3 separate regions of the Homo sapiens genome follow, and regions 1 and 2 are each linked to region 3. Evidence: chromatin contacts called from ENCODE Hi-C or POLR2A ChIA-PET data. All regions are on one chromosome and are shown on one strand. The core of a region is the stretch at or near the end of the contact, and the rest is flanking DNA. Distances in the headings are between cores, read along the strand shown.

Region 1 (3,333 bases), core at 473-2,972, 130 kb before region 3:
CCAGGATGAAGAGCTCCTTTCCAACTGGCTTCCCAAGGATTGCAATAAGGCTCCCAACCCAACCTTTGTACCATCTGCAAGCTACAACTGCAGGAGGCTGGAGAAAGCATACTTGGACCCCAACCAAGGGCACAGAAAAGCTTCAATATTCCCCACAGAGGCAACTCGACTAACATTGCACAGATTCTGGCTCAGTGTTTTTGTTTTGTTTTGTTTTGTTTTGTTTTGTTTTGTTTTGTTTTGTTTTCTGCACTGGTCTTTATTGCTGTGGAATTTTTCATAGAAATGTGATCACTTTTACCTTCTTAATTAATTCTCCACTGCTTGCTATGACAGTGACCATACTGAGGCATCAAATAATTTAGGTACCAAAGAAGGCATGTCTATCCCTTTTTAAGTTTTTTACTGAGATTATGCCTTAAAAGGGGCACAAATATTTTTTTAAAAACATAAGTAAATAAGAAAAAGGGCATCAGTTAGTTATTATTGTTATGGGAAAGAAGGAAGGAAGGAAAGAGAGAGAGAAAGAAAGAAAAGGAAGTAAAGAAAGAAGGAAGGAAGGAAAAGAAAGAAAGAGAGAGGGAGGGAAGGAGGGTGGAGGAAGAGAAAGGGGAGAGGGAGGGAGGGAGAGGGAAGGAAGGGAGGGAGGGAGGGAAGAAGGGAGAGAGGGAGAGAGGGAGGAAGGGAGAGAAAGAGAGACTTAGAATAGTGTTTGGCACAAAGTTGGTACTCAAGAAATATTAAATGGATGAATGGATTACTTGGGAATCACATAATGAGAGAATGATTTTAAAGTATTTATTTGAAAACCATGTCATGTTACTTTAGCTCTCTTCAGTGTGTTTTATGAGCCATTCTTTAAGAAATAATAAATAGCAGCATTCTGAGTAATGTACAGTTATTTAATGCTATTTCCCTGGTGATGACCTCTCCATTTGGACTACAAGCCAACAATTACAAAGCTCGTTTTACTCACCCTTTGGTGTGAGACAGATTCTTACATGCTGACTTCTAAACAGGTTTCTAGGATCAAATGCACAGTATTTGTTGTGTATACTTACACAGTGGCTCAATTTCTGCCTAAGGCTATGAAAGTCCTCCACAAAGCGTATTTTCTTGCAGCCTTGCAATTGCAGTTGACCAAAAACGTCTTCCATGAAGAAGGACAGAAGCTGTTCTTGAAATTGACAGTTTTTCTAAAAATAAGATACAAGAAATTGCATATGGTAAATTATGAATCGTTTTTTAATGTCCCCCGATCATTACTTAATTACTCTCTGAAAAAAATTTAAATGCAGGGGGAAATAAACATCAAATAAGTGGAAATGTAAAAAAGAAGAAGACTTTCTGACTTACCATAAACTGCTTTTTTGTTTTCTTTTTTAATAATCGTATATTTTTTATGCGGTCTTCCTACAATAATACAAAGAGAAATAAGTTGTATCCAAGATTGTAAATGTCCTTGAGGTCATGATTTTAAGCAGAGCCTAATACTTACTGGAATCGTTGCTTTGAGCCATGCTGCTTTGATATAGAGAGCGTCAACAGCTTGGGACAATGTTCCCCTTGGGTAACAACTTTTGGTGAAGGAAGATTGCTTGTGCTTGGCAATGGCAAGAGACAGAGTGACTAACAGCAACCCACACCTCAAAATGAAATTCACCAGCATTTCCCTTCACCCCACTCAGCGTGTGTCACTCACAGCAGCCCAAGAGATACTAATGCCGGTTAGATGAGAGGATAACCTACTTAATGTAGCCCTCAAAGCCACCAGTCCAATGAGGTGCTGTGAAAGATAATTTACAGTTTATATAGAGGAAGATCACTTTGGTTGTTCTATTTTTTTAAGAGCTTGCTTCATAGTCAAAAAACGCTGATCACACCATCAACTGACATTATTTAAAAGCTCAGCCTTACTGGTAAGATTGCGTTCTCATTTCCAAAAGAATTCAGAATTTCAGTTGCCTATCACAGCAGCTTGCATTATTTTAAAAGGCATGCCAATAAAAACAGGATGATTTCCAGGGGGCTGTGTCATAATTTTTTAAACCCCATGTGAAAAATCTCCTTTTCTAACCAGAATCCCAGAAAAAATTTAACAAGGGGGTAGAAATGGGCAGCCCCAGGAAATCTGCTCACGATTCAAATGGGTCTTGTGTTTATTGCTTGCCACATCCTTCACCCAGCTTCCCCCAGAGGCCATTATTCTGCAGATAGCAGCGAGAACATTTCCAGTGCAGAAACAGTAACTCCCCTTAACATATTCAAGATATGTTTGGAACTGGACCTGGGACTAAGGTCCACAATGTAATAAGTTCTCTGTCATCTCTGTCCAAATTTACCACTCAGACTTTCCTTATAACTCCCAACTTCCAGGAGAGTGCAAATTCCTTGAAGAAAGAGACCGTATATTTTCACCTTTGAATACAGCATCTACCATGGCACCTCATCTAAAGAAGTGCATCCATTATTAATTGAGTAAATACTTTTGTCACATCATGACGTGCTACCATAACTGCTTTATTTTTTAAATTTCTTCCATTCACACATTTTTATTAAAGACTTGCCTACACAAAAACCAGTGCTAGGTATGAGGGAGCCACCAAGGAGGATTCTCCATAAACTCCCATCCTCATTTCTGTCCCAGTTCTTCCTAGACAGTAAATATGGCTCATTCTGGGTAGCAGCCCCAATATAAGAAGAGGGCAGCCCAGAGTCATATTCTGAGAAGCAGAGATAGGTCACTAAAGCCTAGAATGAATAGAGTTAATGTGTATCAGGGATAAGTCAACACTAGAAATCTGGTTGTGAGTTAAGAGAGTCATCAAAACTAGTCAGTCAATAACAAGCATCAGAACCCAAGACTAAATTCCAAATGAAAGCAAGCAGGGCTGTCAAAAAAACAAAAAAAAAACAAAAAAAAAACAAAAAAAAAACAACCAAGAAGAAAAAGGGAAAATAAGAAAAATGCTTGGACTGATGTCTGCTGTTTCAAAACATGAGTGGATCTCTTGGAAGAATCCAAGCCTTATTTCCCCAGGAGCAAGATCACTGGTAACGACACACCCTATCAATTGAGATGAGAACTATTCACAAAAAAACTATAGCAGAAGTCAGCTGACTGGGAGTGCTGAGTGAAGTTCACTGAAATTTTATGAAATTCAGAAAAAGAAAGAAGTCGTTTCAGTTGGGAGTGGCTGAAAGGATGTTTGAACTAGGACATGAAATACACAAAGGGATTTATTTATTTATTTATTTATTTATTTGAGCAGAGGAATGCCTAGTATTATAAGTTCCTTTGGAAAGAAACAGTGTGAACTTGGAGGGATCAAA
Region 2 (3,213 bases), core at 413-2,912, 240 kb before region 3:
AAATGTGGCACAGAGATACAAAGTGAGCATATGCTGTTGGAAAAACAGAGCCAATAGACCAGGTGGATATAAGGGGTTACCACAAACCTTCAATTAGTAAAAACCACAATATCTGCAAAACACAGGAAAGCGAAGCGCAATAAAACAAAGTATGCCTATACTTACGTGGTTGGCCTCAGTTGTATTACGGGGAATTATGGAAGGGCCTGTGCTACATACAGTTCAGACAAGCTGGAAAACAGGAGGGCAGAGGTCTATTTTCTGAGATCAAGCAGAGGGTATGAGAGTGGTCTCTGGAAGGTGGCAGGGATGATCACAGCAGCCCAGCCCCGAAGGTCATGACAGCGCAGAGGAAGACAGAGACCTGGGGAGTGGAGGAGGGAGGAACAGTGAAACCTGACACTGAGAGCTCTCAGAATACTGAGAGAGCAGTTGAGGTAGGGGGTTCCAGTTTTTAGCATTTGGGCAAGAAAAGGAGGGGAGTACACAATTTCGTAATTTAGGCAATTACAAAATAAATAAATAAATGTCTCTATTCTGTAGTCATGCTGATGAGGCCTGAGACATATGGGTCAAAGCCCTCTGTCTCTAACTGCCCCATCCCTCAGATTGCCAAGAGCAATAGGCTTCTGGAAAAAGATTCAAATGACCTTAAGATAGGGTCAACAAAAGTTGTTACAGATGATTAAATGTATGTCTGAAACACTGATTTATGCCATTGGAGTAATTAACTTACCCTCAGGTATCCCCCCTTCTTAACCATGAAGAGTTCTCAATGGCCCCAGGACCCTGACTTAGGCTATGACTTAAGGGATCCCTGGGTGTTTCCAGAAGCTAGGCCCAGCCCAGCCCAGAGTGTCCCACCCAGACCTGCCTCTTGCCTGCTGGAGAAAGAAGGGTTGTTTGACATATCCCTGAACAGAGATCAGCCACCTGAAAGAATTAAAAAGACTTAAGAATCCATCACGTGTAAAAAGATCGTCGCACCATCTTCCTACACCTAATCACAATTGAGTGCACATTTTCAGATTAAATGGACAAACGCTTGACTTCTATTTCATATATATCCATATACAAAAAAAATCAGAAAGTGGTATAGAAATTGTATTTACTGAACATTAAGCACAACCCATTTATTTCTATTTAAATAGCACCAAAACCTCAGTAACATTTAACAGGTTAACAATATAGACTTGAGTCATATTGAGTCTGACATTGAGTCAGACCTAGATTTATATCATGCTCTGCCACAGATACTCTGGTATCTTTAAGCTAATTACATATCCCCAAGCCTCAGCTGTCCCCAACTGCAAGATGGCCATGATGACAGATGAGAACAGATAACTCAGAGTGTGGCTATGAGAACTAAATGATTTAACGCCTGTAAAACATTTAGAAAAATGCCTAGCATGTGGTAAGTGCTCATTAAACATAGCTATATTTAAATATTTCTAAAATATTGCCAAATCCAGATGCTAATGACTAGGGCATCCTAAAAGACAGATTTAGAAAGGAAATTGCTGTCTATATTCTGAACAGTACAGTAACTGTGTTTTGACTTTGTCATTTGCCACTTCCATCCAGTGCTTTTCTGGTAGCATGCTGGAAAATGAACCACAGCACACTAACACCCACACCCCAGCAGCTCTCTAAATCAGTTGTTCTTAAATGAGTCAGCACACACCCAAGCATCTTGGTCACTAGTCGGATGTACACAGGCTGCAGGTTCCCAAACAGACTTCAGCTGCTGCTCTGAGTAAACATTTTCTGGCAGCACACCAAGGGGGCGGGTGGGGACACAGGTAGGCATCTTCTCGGGTCTAGGTTCAGATTTCATATTGAACTCAAAATGAGCTGATGAGTTCAAGGTCCCTGTTTCTGCTAAAAATAAGCCTACACAGCAAGGGTGTTGCACTAAACAGTTTGCCCAAGCTGCCTGGAGGAAGCATCTTCTGCCCACATTGCGCCTTGGTGTAACCAACATTCAGAGTCCCACAGTTTCATGACCACCAACTTCACACAATTAGCTGAGCTCTATGTAAAACTGTTTCTATCTGTTCCTACCTAGATTTTTCTCCTTGAGACATAACTCTTCTTTTTAAATTGTGAATGAAGATATCTGACGTGAGTGCTGGGAAAGTCATGGCAAAAGGCCTGGGTGGAAAATCAAAATGTCATCATTATATTCTTTGGGTTCATAACATCCGAGGAAATAGGTACCTTATACCTTGATCTTCTTAGAAGTGAAATAAAAATAGCCCATCTACCTCACAGGGATCACAATTTCATGGTCCTTTGTAAAACTTAAAAAAAAGGTGTTAAGTATAAAATCTCAATTAATGGAATACTCAGGCAAGAAAATACCCTGGTTTATGCATTTAAGTCTTTTTCTAGCCTTTTGTCAAAAGCTTTTCTAAAAATACAGTCACCCATTAACTAAGTACATTATGATGACAGTTTTTAGCTTTGAGGATTTGGAAGCTTGAAATCAATCAAGCACATTAAATAGTACATGTCTTTTGATTTGTGGTCAATTACTATTTCAAAATGCAATTCTTAACCTCTGGTCAGTTGCTTTCCAGTTAGGGTTTATATTTTAGCTAAGAAAGTTGTTGTTTCCCAGGAATGAAATTGAGCTCAATCTAGTTTTCCATGCACAAATTATAGTAACAGGAACACCGCCATCCCTAGTTTCTAAGGAAGAGAACCAGGCATCTTAAAAAGTAAGGTCCTAGGCAGGACTATAAAGCAAACAATGATGAAATTAGCTTTAGAATATGTTTGGAAAATTTGGCTTACACTAATAAGGTACTATTTGAAAGAGATAAATGTTAAAGGCCTGCATTAAAGGTTTTAAAAATAATCGATTATGTACATTTCAGATAGAAAGACCCTGGCTTGCCAAGGTTTAAAAAAAAGTCAGAAGATCTTAGATGACCACAAGCTGAAACTGAGCCACCAGCATATATAATATGATTGCTAAAAGCAGCACTTTCCTAGCAGTTCCACTGTAGTGCAACAGACTACCACATCTTAAAGAACATAGACAGATGAGATCTCTCTTCTTTCATTTCTTTACTCAGCCCACTGCTTTCTAAGTTCTGCCCCCACCCATCACCACCACCAACTCTGAAACTGTGACTGCCAAAGGTCACCAAGGACCACAGATTGGCAAATCAGTGGACTCATTTCTGGTCTAAGAACTTGCCATCT
Region 3 (3,423 bases), core at 597-3,096:
ACACCCTCAAAACCAGGGATGGGGCCTATGACTATATCACTATAAAATTCTTATTACTACTCATTCTTAGAATGATTAGGACACTCATTAACCTGGAGAGGAAATTCATATTACAGTTGAAGAAGTTTTGGAATCGGACAAGCTGGGTTCTAATCCTGCCTCTGACACCTGCCAGCAAAGTGACCTTAGACCAACTACTTCTCTGATCTTAGTTTTCTCCATCTGTAAAGTAAAATTATATTTGTATGTATTTCCCAGGGTTGCTGTGAGGATAAAATTGGATAATGTATATAGAGCATTTAGCAAGAGTTATTCCTGAGGCTATGAAAACGCAGGCTTCCCTATCTAGGTAGCTCTCCTTCCACTTTCTCATACCCTATTTTGCAATCCCCAACTTGACTCTAAAGCCTTTTAACACTAATCTCCTTTCAAGGGTCTCTCTCTGTTCCCATCTTGAAGACAAAGAGCAAGAATGCTCAGAAAAGCTATGTTCACATTCAGTATCTATTGGGACCTCAGGAAGTGGCTGAGGGACTATAAATCCAGAGAACAAAATTTTACTGTGTTTCCTCCTTCCAAACCATGTGATCTTGGGTAAGCTGCTTCTCAGATCCTCAAGTTTCTTCTGTAAAATGGCATCACAATGCCTACCTCATAGAAAATTTTTTTTTGAGACAAGTTTCGCTCGTTGCCTAGGCTGCAGTGCAATGGCACAATTTCAGCTCACTGCAACCTCTGTCTCCCAGGTTCAAGTGATTCTCCTGCCTCAGCCTCCCAAGTAGCTGGGATTACAGGCATGCACCAACACACCTGGCTAATTTTGTATTTTTAGTAGAGACGGGGGTTTTTCCATGTTAGTCAGGCTGGTCTTGAACTCCCAACCTCAGGTGATCTGCCTGCCTTGGCCTCCCAAAGTGCTGGGATTACAGGCATGAGCCACTGCTCCCGGCCTTTACAGAGATCTTATGAAAGTTAAAAGTACTTATGAATGTAAAAATGGCTTATACAGGAGCATAACACACAATCAATGTTCAATAAAGTGTGACCTGAACGTGACTGTGAATTAAAAATATTTCCTATCATTCTCACTTTCCTAGAATTTAACAGTAATGAAGTAAATTCTGGTATATCCTGTGATGCAGTTACTAAAATCCTAGAGTAGAACATTATTAACATGGGGAAAATGCTCATGATCTATTACTAAGTGAATAGTATTTTATATTATTTTTGTTTTTTAAAAAACACTCAACACATACACACACACACACAGACACAAAAAGGGTTTTTACCAAACTTTTCTGTACTAAGCATTTATCCTTTTCTATTTAGGGACAGAAAGTTAAAATAGAAATTTTAAAAGGAGCTATGGCAAAAAAAAAAAAAAAAGTATTGTATGGTGGGTCCATCAAGCATGACAATGGAAGGAAGGCACTAAAAGCAGTGGGGAGTGTGGAGAGGGTAAGGAGAAGCCAAGAGTGGGGGAAGGGAGAGGGAGAAAACAGGTCAGAGTGAGGACGAGGTAAGTCAGGGCTCAGAGTCAGAGGAGCCTTGTCTTCCATGCGTTTGTTGCTGGGATTGCCAAAATGCCTGCGGAGATACAGGGTCGCGTCTCAGCCATGCAGGCCACAAACATTCAAAGTTCACTGGGGGAACTGGGAGCCGGAGGAATTCTGAGCCCAGGGGGCTTTAGATGCCCTGATTTTTCTGTCTCAGATCCACAGAAAGGGTGATTTACTTGCCTGCTTACGCAAAAGCTAACAGATGACCTAGATGGCCTCCCATGTGGCTTTCAAGTCTAGGAGACTGATTTACTAGGGTTTTGATTTATTCTCCTCCAATGAGCAAGAAACCAAAAGCTATCACCGCTAGGTGGCATGCCCCAAATACTATTAAACTTTGAAACTGGCAGAAAAGTTGGTATCTCAGGGAATCACACACACTCTATAAGTCAAAAGCACTGCTAGAGGCAACAAGATGATCATAGAAGATTTTCAGTTTCTCACTGTTAAAAACAAAAATCATCAAGCAAAACCACTGTAACAATAACAAACACTCCTTTCCCAAATAATATATTAAATGCGTTTCTCATGGACACATCCTGGAATCCCCCTGGGAAACATGGCCCCCATACCCCTATCAGTGCCTATAACAATCTCCTCCTTTCCCAACCAAAATAAACAAGTGTCCCCTATCATATGCCAAAAGCAGAAGTAGGTCTCTGATGTCATCAAAGAATAATGTACAACCACAGATACAAGATTTGCATGAGCTGAAGTAGGACAAGAAATTCCCCACACAGGATCTATTATGGTCGAGAAAGGACAAGAATGGGACCCAGGCCAGAAAGAATATACTTCTTTTGACCTAATAATCTTCTCTTTCTAAATATCACTGCCACTGTCAGGATCTCTATATTAAGCTAGAGCTGTTAGTCATTTACACCTTAATGTGGATTACTTTTCTCTGCTGTCTTTTCTCCGGAACGTTACATGTCATTGGTTATTCTACAAGAATAAAATTTTAGTTGAATGGCTAAAAAGAGGAATGATTTTAGAGCACATGAAAGGAGTACCCAGAAAGGACAGGACAGGGTAGGGCCTTGAACTTGAGGACTCTGCATATGGCTGCAGAGGGTCACCAAGCTCTTGGCATTTTTGAATGAGGAGAGGAGAGTGTAGATGGAGAAATAATTAAAGGGAAGTGCTGAAAGAAAGGGATGTGGCAAGACACATTTTGCATAATTCATAGATTTGCCTAGGACTATCTGGATGCCTAGTGATGAAATGTGAAGAAATACAGACAATTTGGTATTTTCCAACTATGTAACTCTAACAGGAAATTCCCTGTATTGTCCTATATTTAAATAAATTAAATATATGAGATGTGACAATAAATACAAGGGCAGATTTTTTTAAGCAAACACACATGTATAGACACACAAATGAGTTATTATCCCTTTCAAAGTATTCACCCATTTTAATAATGCAAACCATTTTGGAAGCTCCTCTTTTAAAATTGACACATATCTTTTGAAAACCCAGTGCTAACACAACAGCATTCTTTCTGAAAGTGGATTTCATTTGTTGAAAGAGTCAAAAGTTGGCTGGGTGTAGTGGCTCACCCCTTTAATCCCAACACTATGGGAAGTAAAGGCAGGAGATAGCTCGAAGCCAGGAGTTCAAGATCAGCCTTGGCAACATAGCGAGACCCTATCTCCACAAAAAAAAAAAAAAAAAAAAAAAAAAGGCACTGGCCTGGTGCGGTGGCTCACACCTGTAATCCCAGCACTTTGGGAGGCTGAAGTGGAAGGATTGCTTGAAGCCAGAAGTTCAACACCAGCCTGGGCAATACAGTGGGACCCCATCTCAATAAAAAATATAAAATTTTGAAAAAGTCATTTGGAGCTAAATTTGGCAAACAGAA

Evidence for each region. Hi-C counts contacts between places; a loop is a spot of excess contacts on that map. ChIA-PET counts read pairs that join two places held with the same protein, here RNA polymerase II (POLR2A). Pooled maps may share reads with other maps.
Region 1: a loop to region 3 is called in a map of naive thymus-derived CD4-positive, alpha-beta T cell, with 12 times the contacts of the local background. The contact joins the promoter of IL26 here to the enhancer-like site in region 3. A Hi-C loop is called at or near these places in 3 of 168 maps with a recorded cell type or tissue (SK-MEL-5, mammary epithelial cell and naive thymus-derived CD4-positive, alpha-beta T cell) and 9 of 50 pooled maps. POLR2A ChIA-PET finds 5 or more read pairs at or near these places in 3 of 52 experiments (A673, HEK293T and OCI-LY7).
Region 2: a loop to region 3 is called in a pooled map, with 2.7 times the contacts of the local background. The contact joins two enhancer-like sites. A Hi-C loop is called at or near these places in 1 of 37 single-sample maps with no recorded cell type and 8 of 50 pooled maps. POLR2A ChIA-PET finds 5 or more read pairs at or near these places in 1 of 52 experiments (activated CD4-positive, alpha-beta memory T cell).

Annotation. Positions count from the first base shown.
Region 1 is chr12:68,224,088-68,227,420 of GRCh38, forward strand. It overlaps IL26 (interleukin 26), which reads right to left and starts at 1,723. Exons shown (of 5, transcript NM_018402.2): 1 at 1,499-1,723; 2 at 1,357-1,413; 3 at 1,062-1,196. The coding sequence starts at 1,669.
Region 2 is chr12:68,118,194-68,121,406 of GRCh38, forward strand. No RefSeq gene overlaps it. Among named protein-coding and RNA genes, the nearest start is that of IFNG, 40 kb to the right of the region's middle. Within about 2 kb of position 1,663, at least 2 of the 41 ENCODE cell types and tissues checked have a DNase peak (open chromatin) inside an H3K27ac peak, as active enhancers do.
Region 3 is chr12:68,357,150-68,360,572 of GRCh38, forward strand. No RefSeq gene overlaps it. Among named protein-coding and RNA genes, the nearest start is that of MDM1, 26 kb to the left of the region's middle. RefSeq lists an enhancer at 1,115-1,626. Within about 2 kb of position 1,847, at least 13 of the 41 ENCODE cell types and tissues checked have a DNase peak (open chromatin) inside an H3K27ac peak, as active enhancers do.